2 separate regions of the Homo sapiens genome follow, and region 2 is linked to region 1. A link is a loop called in an ENCODE intact Hi-C map of the cell type or tissue named here. Cell type or tissue: ascending aorta. All regions are shown on one strand. Links, peaks and the distances in the headings refer to the core of each region. The heading gives the core; the rest is flanking DNA. Region 1 overlaps ADAMTSL1 (ADAMTS like 1). Region 2 overlaps ADAMTSL1 (ADAMTS like 1).

Evidence for each region. Hi-C counts contacts between places; a loop is a spot of excess contacts. Peaks named below come from ENCODE experiments on the same cell type or tissue, not always from the same donor. Only the 100,000 strongest peaks of a DNase experiment are listed, where the experiment ranks them.
Region 2: it touches region 1 in a loop (5-fold over the local background); 2 of 110 quality-filtered maps call a loop at or near these places.

The regions. Positions count from the first base shown.
Region 1 is chr9:18,859,960-18,865,343 of GRCh38, reverse strand. All of the region lies in intron 23 of ADAMTSL1 (ADAMTS like 1), which reads right to left. Among named protein-coding and RNA genes, the nearest start is that of SAXO1, 170 kb to the left of the region's middle. In ascending aorta, for the core only: CTCF peaks have their summits at 2,312 (motif pointing right) and 3,269; a DNase peak (open chromatin) is centred at 3,263; H3K4me3 peaks cover 930 bases; H3K27ac peaks cover 3,940 bases.
Region 2 is chr9:18,784,625-18,790,008 of GRCh38, reverse strand. The region is part of intron 19 of ADAMTSL1 (ADAMTS like 1); the gene reads right to left. Among named protein-coding and RNA genes, the nearest start is that of MIR3152, 210 kb to the right of the region's middle. In ascending aorta, for the core only: no CTCF peak of the experiment used is centred there; no DNase peak of the experiment used is centred there; H3K27ac peaks cover 3,106 bases.

The sequences.
Region 1 (5,384 bases), core at 172-5,171:
TGAAGCTGGAAACCATCATTCTCAGCAAACTATTGCAAGGACAAAAAACCAAACACCACATGTTTTCACTCATAGGTGGGAATTGAACAATGAGAACACTTGGACACAGGAAGGGGAACATCACACACCGGGGCCTATTGTGGGGTGGGGGGAGCGGGGAGGGATAGCATTAGGAGATATACCTAATGTTAAATGACGAGTTAATGGGTGCAGCACACCAACATGGCACATGTGTACATATGTAACAAATCTGCACGTTGTGCACATGTACCCTAGAACTTCAAGTATAATTAAAAAAAGAGACTGGAAAAATATAACAAAATATTCAAAGTTATAATAGGAGAAAAAAAATGTGTGATTGATTTTTTTTTAATCTTAAACACCAGAAAAGACATCTCTCTGAATGGGTCTAACATCCCTAAGTACTGACATGAAATAGGGAAAAGGAAACACTAAAGACCAGGGGGTTCCCCTCATTATTTGCTCCAACTATGACAGAATCAATGGCCTCCAGCAAGGACAGGGCATCAGTCCAGATGTAACCTATAATGTGCCACCAATTGACATCCTTGCTTTTTCCCATTGACTTCACTGACTTTCTGCATGTTTGTCTCTTGATTTTACATTGGCTTCTGTGACTAAACAGCCTGACTCAGGGAAACAGCCTGAGTTGGACAGATGAGGACATGGGGGAAGAAAACTGGGAGCCCTGGCATCTCTGGCTTCACTTCCTCGCACCCTCAGCAGAAGATGCTAACTTTAATACTGGTAGCATAAGGTTGCCTTTGTGGCACCTGTCTCTAAAGAAGCTCTGAATTCACAATACAAGGGTCATTATATAGTGGATTTTTTGTTGATTCAAAGGTCTGAAAATCACCAAGATTTTTGGCCAGTGGCTTAATTTGTGGGCTTCCTTGTAGGATAGATCAAGCCAGCTCAGGCATTCATTAGCTGCCAGTCACTTTGAGTGAGCCACACAGCCAAAGTTCATTTTGATGTGTTCCTAGCCTTAATAAGCAGAAGCAAGAATTCTGAGTGCACGTTTTTTCTCCTCTTCCCCCTCTCCAGCCAAACAGCTCAGAAAAAGGCACCTGAGCTTGATAAACAGATTGCACAGAGTAAAAGCTGTAAATGGACTGAACCCAGTTCACGGGGAAGAATGCTCTGAAAATAAGAATATACAATCTAAAAGAGGAGGAGAAAAAGTAGTACTCTGGGAATTTTCACGTATTTAACTGCTTTCTAAAGGAAAAGAAAGCTGTGGCTGATTAGGACATGCTGTGTAAAAGTATGAAAGATGTGGCATTATTACTTCATGAGCTGGCTCCAGGCCTGTCAGCATTTTCATTACAATCCTCTATTTTTCACAGAGTTAAACTTACTATAAAAATGATGTGTGTCGGGATGAAACTTGGCACTTGGTGTAGTCAGTCTGGGAGTCCTTTCCTTAATTTAATTTTCCAAAACTGGAAAACACTCAGTCCTGTAAATTTTATAGAGGGATCTCCATTTTGCTCGTGGTATGTGGTGTGTACGGGCCTCACTCTAAGGCCATGGGGTGACTGAGCAAAAGTAGGGAAGTCATTTCAGTGCCTTTTCTGGCTCCTTCCATTTCTGGTTTGGCATTCTCTTGGGTGGCAGAGATGGTCGCTAAAGAGCTTAGAAGGAGTGGGAGCTGGCACCAAGCAGCTGGCTGAGAGGAATGATTAATTCATATTGGAAAAACTCAGTTACTCCCTCCATTTGTCAGCTGGACCCTAGAAGGCTGTGGGAGAAGACAAGCAACTTTAATTTTCACTCCGATTTCTGGGACCTCCCAATAAGCTGGTCAAATAACTGGGCCAAGATGATTCCCATGTACATTTTCCCAAAGAAAACTAACTTTAAGACATTCCTGGAAAAATAAAACTATCCAAGCCCATTTTCCATTCCCCAAATGTCTCTTCACCCCTAGCGTAAGCTTTGGGTTTCCGTTGGCAGGGGGTATGCTAACGTCTCCCATGATCCTGGGCATCTGGTAGAAGAACTTGATATATTTCTCAGCATGAAAAGTAGCTCCATCCAGATTTATGACTTGATTAAGGCCTTGCATTTTCCAAAATGATTGGGTTACTGTGTGGTTACTACCTTCACCCATACCCTAGGACTTGGTTATTCTCTTACAGGTGAAGAAGATGAGATGCCTGCTCCTGATACTTTGCACACACAACTATGAAAATGTGACTGTACTGTAAGATAGAGTTTGGCCGTGTTAAACAGCATGCTTCTCCAGGATTGACTGGGCCACCTCTAGGGGGTAGCAGGCAGGCAGGCTCTAGGAAATTAGTCCAATTTTAAAAGTTCACAGTACTGTTGATCAGAATTGAACCTACCTCATGAGGATAATACACAGGGTTCCCATAAGTCCTTCTCTGCCAGTAGGCTCTTGGCATAAAATATACCTTTTAAAAACACATCAGCATTTTTTTTAAAGTTTCAACTTTCTGGGTTTATAAGTCCCTAGTTGACTCTACCCTCAGGCTGCTGGCAGGTGCCACCTGGCCTGCAGGAGGGAAGACCAGGATGACCCTAGGGAGGCCTGGCTGCAGGCTGCCTGGAGCTAAGGAAGTAATTTCAATCCACAGATGAGATGGCCTTTTAATGAACTCTAGAATGTGGATCATACTTGGGTCATACCATACTTTTGAGGAGAGTCCTAGGTCAGAAATTCCCCTCTCTGTGTATACTTATCTATCACGCACACCAAGATTAGATTCTGTAAGGAATGAAATTGATGTTTCACATTTGGTCTGAAATAGGACATTATTTTAGGACTTTCAAGGAAGCGCTCTATAATCAAGGTGCTACTGCTCTGAGAAGAAAACAACAGTTTCAGAGGAAAACCTGCGGACTCTATGAATATTCCCTTCTCTTGAGTGATATAGCTGTTCTCATCCCCTCACTCCAGCCAATGGAAAGGCAAGCTAGAAAATACACAGATCAGCTTGGAGGAAAAACAAAAGCCAGCAGCAGCTCCGAGCCAGCATGCCTCAGGAACTCAGGCTAAGTTTTGCTCTGATTTTGGGTGAGAGCCTCTGCAAAAGAAATAACGCCCTTTACCCCAACACAAAAAAAGAACCTTCGCTCACAGCCCTGTCTACATCCCATTTCATTTCTCTTCTGCTGAACCAAAGCCACAGCATAGCAGTGGATATGAAGAATGGCTAATATTCCTAGCACGTATCCCGGGAGGCCTCACTGGGCACAGCACAGGGTTCAGCTGCAAGCCACAGGAAGGAGCCGCTGCTGACTAGGAATTCCACGGTGAGCAGTGGGGGTGGAGCTACCAGGGGAACGCAAAGACCTTTCCTGGATTTATTATTCCCACATTAGTCTCCTGGGTCTTGAGGCTCCAGAAACTTCTCAACAAAGGAAAGAAAATAACAAACAATGTGAGGGAAGTAAAGACGGGGGAGAGTTGAGTGGTGAGCTGAAGTAGGGATGAGAGCCATGGCAAGGGAGCAGGAGGAGGAGTAAGGACAGAGGTGTCTGAAAGGATCTGGCTGGCTCGCTCCTGGGATAAGAATATGCTCTGGCAAGTGATGTCTGGCCTTTGGCAGCCAAGCCCAAAGAGCGAATGGTTTTTCAAGGACCCATAAATAGATAGGTCCTATAAAGAAACATCAGAAATCCATCCACAGCCCTTACTGGAAACGTCACAGCATCAGTGTGATGGGCATCTGAAGGGCAGAGAGTTGTCCAAATGCCTGCTATTTGTCTTGCAACCTACATTTCTAGTATTGATTTGTTTTGGCTCCTAATCTTCTTTGGGTGTGGTTCTCAGTTTGCCTTGGATTTATATACTCCAGAGACTCCTGTGGAGCATTTAGTGGACTCTCTGATGGCTTAAGGAAGAAGTGGCCTGGTTCAGATTCCTGGGTCCAATTCTGACCTTTCCGAGATTCACATGGACTTAGGAGCCCTAAAACCAATGCAGTCTCCTTAGGCAACCTGGGATTCAGGCCAATTTAGACCTGGATGAGGCAGAGCACATGCTGTTCTGCTGGGAATTGATAACTTGATTGAATCAGTTCTTTTTGGGCTTCCCTATTTTCCATAGCACTCACATTGCATGAAGGTGGAGGGTCTAGAATGGGAAATGTGTATCAAAAGAGGGATGTGTATATGATCTCTGTATAATGAGGGATGTGTATATGATCTCTGTATAACGAGGGATATGTATATGATCTCTGTATAATGAGGGATGTGTATATGATCTCTGTATAACGAGGGATGTGTATATGATCTCTGTATAATGAGGGATGTGTATATGATCTCTGTGAAACGAGGGATGTGTATGTGATCTCTGCATAACGAATGGAAGTGAGAACTAAAGTTTCCACAGAGCTTCTCAAAGGCATTCCAAGGACAGCAGATTTGAAAGCCTAAATCCAGACGTGGACAGAGCAAGTACGCTTACTGTGGGACAGAAATTATGCCTGTTATCCAGTAACATTACTGGGCACCTGTATTCTGCTTTAAAATGTACAATTAGCATTTCATTAGAGTTTGCTCTTAGATCTCTCTAAAGACCAAAGCTGAGAAACCCTAGAATATAGAGAAGGAAAACCAACCTTTTCCTACAGTAATGAGATTTTTTCCCCTTAAAATTTATTTTTGAATTATGATGGTGGGGGTGGGAATTGGGAATGAACAGTGTTTACAATAAGGTGTTTACATATTGCCATCTGACTCTTCACTCTTGTCAAAAAATTATTAAAAACAAAGTAGTCAAAAGATGTTTGTCATTGTTGGTAAGAAGGCCAGAGCAGGAGTTGGCAATTTTTTTTTTTTTTAAGGGCCAGATAGTGAATATTGTAGACTTTGTGAGCCATATGGTCTCTGTCACAACTACTCAACTCTGCCATTGTAACTTGAGATCAGCCATAGACAATACATAAACAAATGGGTGGGGCTGTGCCCCACTAAAATCTTATTTATAAAGGGGTGGTGGTCTAGACTTGCCTTCAGGACCAACCCCTGGTCGAGGGTATGAGATCATTTGAGTTTCTGTATGCTGAGAACAAATGGCCTAGTAAAACCACTAACTGCCTGGGCAAGATATATTTTTACCCCCAAAGAAAGCAGCCATTTTCACAAGACAAGGAAGATGAATTCAATACCTTCTTTTCTAATTAAAAGATCCAACTTGTTACTTTAAAAAATACCAATGCATGTTCATTATAGACTAAAAGCTCACAAAAATATAAAAATTCAAAAATCCCTCAAGTCCCACTTCTCAGACGTAATTGATCTGAATGTCTCTCTTTCCAATCACACATATGCACACACATCATTAGGCAGATTAATAAATCTTGGACAATTTTCTTGTCAATGAATGTAAG
Region 2 (5,384 bases), core at 239-5,238, 75 kb after region 1:
ACTACCTGGGATATGTTATTGTGCCACCTCAGGCCTCTCATTCTGACTGGTACGCTTTCCTAAACCTATTGTAGGCCTCAACACAGGACTGGAAGCTAGAAATTGTGGGTGTATCCTTTCTTTGTAGAACAGTAGCTTCCTCTTCTTTCCAAACTTATCTGCCCCACATCCCAATACAAACTTGTCACTCTAGTCAAGATGGCCTCTTTGACTCTCCTTGTCATTAGCTTGGGGCTAAAGACAGGCTCCTCCTCCTCCCCCTCCCTTAAGAACAAGTTCTAGTTCTATTTCCTTGTGCTGCTATACTACACAAGAATCTGTCTGTTTCCTGATCTAGTTGTTAAAACTCCACTACGAAGCCTTTTTCAATCAACAGTGTCTCATTTCTTCAGTGAGATTATAAATTATTATCTCATTCATAGTTCTCTCTTCAGTATTCAGCATAGTGCTGGCACACTAAATAAATACATAATAAATACTCATTTGGTTACCTTCAAAGCAACGGGGCTGAAAATGATCATATCCACAATATAGCATAGCGGACAGTGGTTCAGAGGACAGACTCCGGAGCCATTAATGATGGGATCAAATCCCCGCTTTGCCACTTAGCAGCTCTGTAGCCTTGGGCAAGTAATTTACTTAACTTCTCAGTGACAGTTTCCTCATTTATAAAATGAGAATGATAGTACCTACCTAGGGTTGTTGTGAGAGTTCTGTATAAGCTAATGTATTTAAAGGACACAGAAAAGTGCCTGGCATGTAGTAAAAAACTACAGAAATGTAGGTGATTATGATTTTGTTACAGTTGTTAACATCGCCATGATCATTACCATTCACTCTTCATGCCAGGGCTTATAAATTCTAGATGTCGTGAAGACATGGGGAAATGAGAAATGTAGAGATTTCAATGAAAAAACATAAATTGGGTGTATAGAAAGGGAACAAAGGGTTTGCTGTGCATGGGACCAGGGAGGAGAAAAGAGGAGCAAGAAGTGAGGCCACGTAGCACGTTGGGTTGGCAACTACCTTAATTCTATTCTTGACTCAGGAATCTCTGAATAAGGACAACTAGTTATTTCCATAACTGTATTAACACCAATAACCAAATACTGAAATTTTAGAACACTAAAAAAAAAAAAGCCAGAATTCTGCAATTTCAGAAAGGAATACAAACAAGAGCAAATGAGTTAGAGCTGGAAAACAGTGAACTCAGGAGCAAGTAAGCAAAGTTTGTGCAAATAACATTAGCCCCAAATTCCTATTTATAGGACCAGATGGTGAAGTCTTTTCCTTATCCTAAAATGGGTATTTTTCTGCTTAGGGATTCCTTAGATTAGGATAATGGAATCTACCACAAAGCGGGAGCGGGTGCTAGTATTTATAGGCAAATGTATATGCTTTTTATTATTGAATCCTTACTACCATGTTACTAGATTGATGTTATTTTCCCATTTTAGAGAGCAGGCAAAAGTTCACAGAAGCAATTTGCTCAGCTAGTACATGGTGGCATCAGGAGTAAGGAATAACCTTTGACTGTTCTTAAACTGACAGCATCCAGGAATCTACCGGGGCCTAGTTGGCAGGCATATGGTTTGGCCTCATTTTCGGTGGTTGCGGGGGCGGGGCGGGGGGGTAATTAACGTCAAGGTTTGTAGTTACTTAGGGAAATAGACAATCACTAAAAAATATTCTGGATTTTAGATACTTTCAAACGGGAGGCAAAAGGAATGCTCTGAGATCTCCTCCGTGAGCAGGATTATTTTTCTGAAACCAAAAATTACAGTAGCCCAGAGGCTTGCAAGGGAGAATTTTATTTTGTACAAAAATTTTGGGCAACAGATTTGAGGTTCATGAAGAGTTTCATATCACCATTTGGCTAGGGCAACTTTTTTTAACCTTTGCTGTTTTTAATGTAATTGCCAACTAAAAGTTATTTAATGCCAGAAGCTTCATGATTGCTCAGATGGAAGTATAGAAAATATTTTAGGAATGGGAAAGGCCACCTGACCACACATTCTTAACCCTGGTCTTCTTCTTTTTGCCAGACCCTTTAACTTCCTTCTCTTTCAGAAGTTCATAGAGTCTTGAATTTGCTAATATGTGTATTTTATCTGCTTGCTGGGTAACTCATTTCAAATTACAAACCTCTGCATGAAATGACTGACTGGATTTCCTATCCACTAGGGATAGGGGTCCTCAAACTGCAGCCAATTACCACTTGCTTTTATAAATAAAGTTTTATTGGAAAACTAGCATATAGATTAAAGTATTATCTATGGCTGCTCTCACACTATAATGACAGAGTTGAGTATAGTCAGTTTAAGAACAGTCAAAGGTCATTCCTTACTCCTGATGCCTGCAAATCCTAAAATGTTTACTATTTGGCCCTTTACTAGAAAAGTTTGCTGACTTCTGGCATATAACATGGAAAAATTTTCATTTCTGGTTTATCTCAGTGACATCCTTATTTATACTAAAACAGTTAACCACTTTTCTGGAACTCTGCCATGTGCTAGGACCACTCTTCCAGGAAGAGTAAACTAACTGCTAGGGGGATCTCTGGAGATCCCCTAGCATTTCAGGGAATAGATAGTGCCTGACTCTAAGCCTCACTAGTACTGTCTGTTTGCCACTGGTTGTCTACTATCCTCCAGTGCTCTTCACCTGCATGATTCATGATGGTCATTTCTGCGACCACTGTGTTGACACTCAATACTTTTCTTTTGTGAGGCTTATGTATTTACTGGGACGGTTCTTTTTCTCTGGCTTGCTATTCTTACACTTTTCAACTGGGAAAAACATTTGTCATCTCCATTTCCTTTAGCTCTATAAGGGAAACAAGCCAAACCAAACTGAAATGGGCTTGTTTTTCCTTCCCTATCTTCCCTGCCTCTAGTTTTTATATTATCTGCAAACTTGGAAACTGCATTTCATGTGCTTATGACTTGTACATAGAGAATTATTCACAACTATGGTTCTGAAATTGACCCTGGAGGAATTTCCCATCTGATCTTCACTTCCATTCTGAGAAGTTTCCATCTGCTGATACTCTGAGTTGCCCAAGTTAAAGACTTCCAAATATGCCTTAATTCATCTCCTATTCAGCACCACTTTGGAACACTGTACAAAACTTTCTGGGAAATATAATCATTTAGAGGCTACAGATTTCACTTTCCTATCAGCTCAGAGATGATAGCAAAGAATGTCAGTAGAATATCAACATCCCCTCATGATGCCTGGATTTAGGCTGATAATTCTCCATCACGCTGTTTTCCTAGAAACCTTGCTAACCCAACTCTTTGAACAACTACCTAGATGTTCCTCAAATAAGAGTGAAGCTTCTTAGTTTGAGATGTCCTGGAAGACAGTGTGATACAATGGCCCCATGTCTAAATGACAATGATTTTGGATACTGGCAAATGAGTATCCACTGTGTGTCAGGCACGTTACAGACATTATTTCTGTTCTTTGCACTTCTGCTAGTCCGAAGGGCAGAATCAAAGTGCCTAATTGTACTAGTATCATTTTAGTTTAACTAATAAGAAAACCAAGGTTCAGAGAGATAAAAGTAGACTCACAATACTAAGTGGCAGAACTGGGATTTGTGCCAAAGTTGCTCTGATTCCAGCCTTACTGTCTCCTACCACCGTGGGCTGCCCTTTGTGTTAACTGATGTGCCATCAGGTTGCTCCTCTGGCTGAAGGGGTTGGGGAGGATAAGCTGGGAACACCTAGGCCCAGAAGAGAAGGAAAACAGGGAACAGGCTTAGGGATTAAAAGGCTGAAATTCCTTAGACTTAGCCATTTCCCTAGGATTCCATGTTAGTAGGAGTATCACCTGGGAGTGACCTCCCACCCACAGGAAGAAATAAGTATTTTCTTCAAGCATCTAGTTTCATATTATTCTTTAAGTTCACTTGCATTCCTTTTGAAAAGAAAAGAAAGTCTTACTTAAAAGCTTACAGACTTAAATCAGCTGAGCTATGAGGAATCTGTGATTTTGGGTTACTCCTGGTTCAATAGTGTTAAGTGGTAAGCAAGGCCTTCCCTGACAGTGTGGTGCTATCAGCAGTATGTAGGTGTTTCTTGGGGGAATGATCAATCCTCATCCAGTAATTTTTCCTAATTTGGTAATCCAATGTGCAGTGCCAATTTTGGAGAATCTGGCTCTTCTACAAGGAAGTCAGCACTGCCCTTCCAGGTATTGTTTCTAGAACTGGATTTAGACGTAGGAATACTGAACATATATTTGTCCATATTACGTAAGCCTCCTGGTATTAGATGTAGAGAAGGAAAATTTACCAGGTTCTTTGGCTAGGGGTGTTATACTCTATCCAAAAGCAGACTGGAGTTAGCTTTTGCCTGAGTCTCATCTCCAAATGTGTGCTCAGTGTTTATATAGAATGACTGAAAGCGAGGAACAGTTTAGCTTCATATTGCCTGTGGTCTAGGTCTCTAACCACACATGTGCCTGAGCCATCAACACTGTAAACATGTGCAGTCACAGACACACACAAATGTAGCAATTGTAATGTTTATTGAGTGCCTAATTTAGTGCATATTTGCATACACATGTGTATATATAAAGGTAGCGCTATCAGTAGAAGAAAAGGCTATCTTTAAAGCAGTTATGCCAAAATAAAAACAAAAGCCTCATCAGCTGGAAGCCAGTTGGCTAGAATATTGAATGTTAATTTATGCTGGGTCTAGTTGACCCCAGTGGCCTTCTTATAAAACAGTGGCAAGTCCCTGTATTCAACTAAGGTTATAATCAATAAAAAGAAATAGTTCCAAAAGCCAGACTGCCTTGGATTCAAATCCCAGCTCCATTAAGTTTTTTTTTTTTTAGACGGAGTCTCACTGTGTCACCCAGGCCAGAATGCAGTGGCACGATACCAGCTCACTGCAACCTCCACCTCCTGCGTTCAAGCGATTCTCCTGTCTCAGCCTCCCAAGTAGCTGGGACTATAGGCATGCACCACCATGCCCAGCTAATTTTTGTATTTTTAGTAGAGACAGGGTTTCACAATGTAGGCCAGGATGGTCTCGATCTCTTGACCTCGTGATCTGCCCACCTCGGCCTCCCAAAGTGATGGGATTACAGGCGTGAGCCACCGCGCCTCACCCCAGCTCGATTACTTTTTAAGTGAGAGACTTTGAGCGAGTTAATCTAACATCTCCGTGCTTCAACTCCAATATCGGTAAAATTGGGATAGTAACTTCAAAGGGTTATTGTGAGGATAAATGAACACCTGAAGCCCATTGTAAGTGCTCTATAAATGTTACCTGTGATGATGAGCCTGATGATTTCTCCACTGGCCTGGATGTGGTGGGAGACGGGATGTGATAGGAGATTTACTCTGTACTTATACACACTACAGCAGT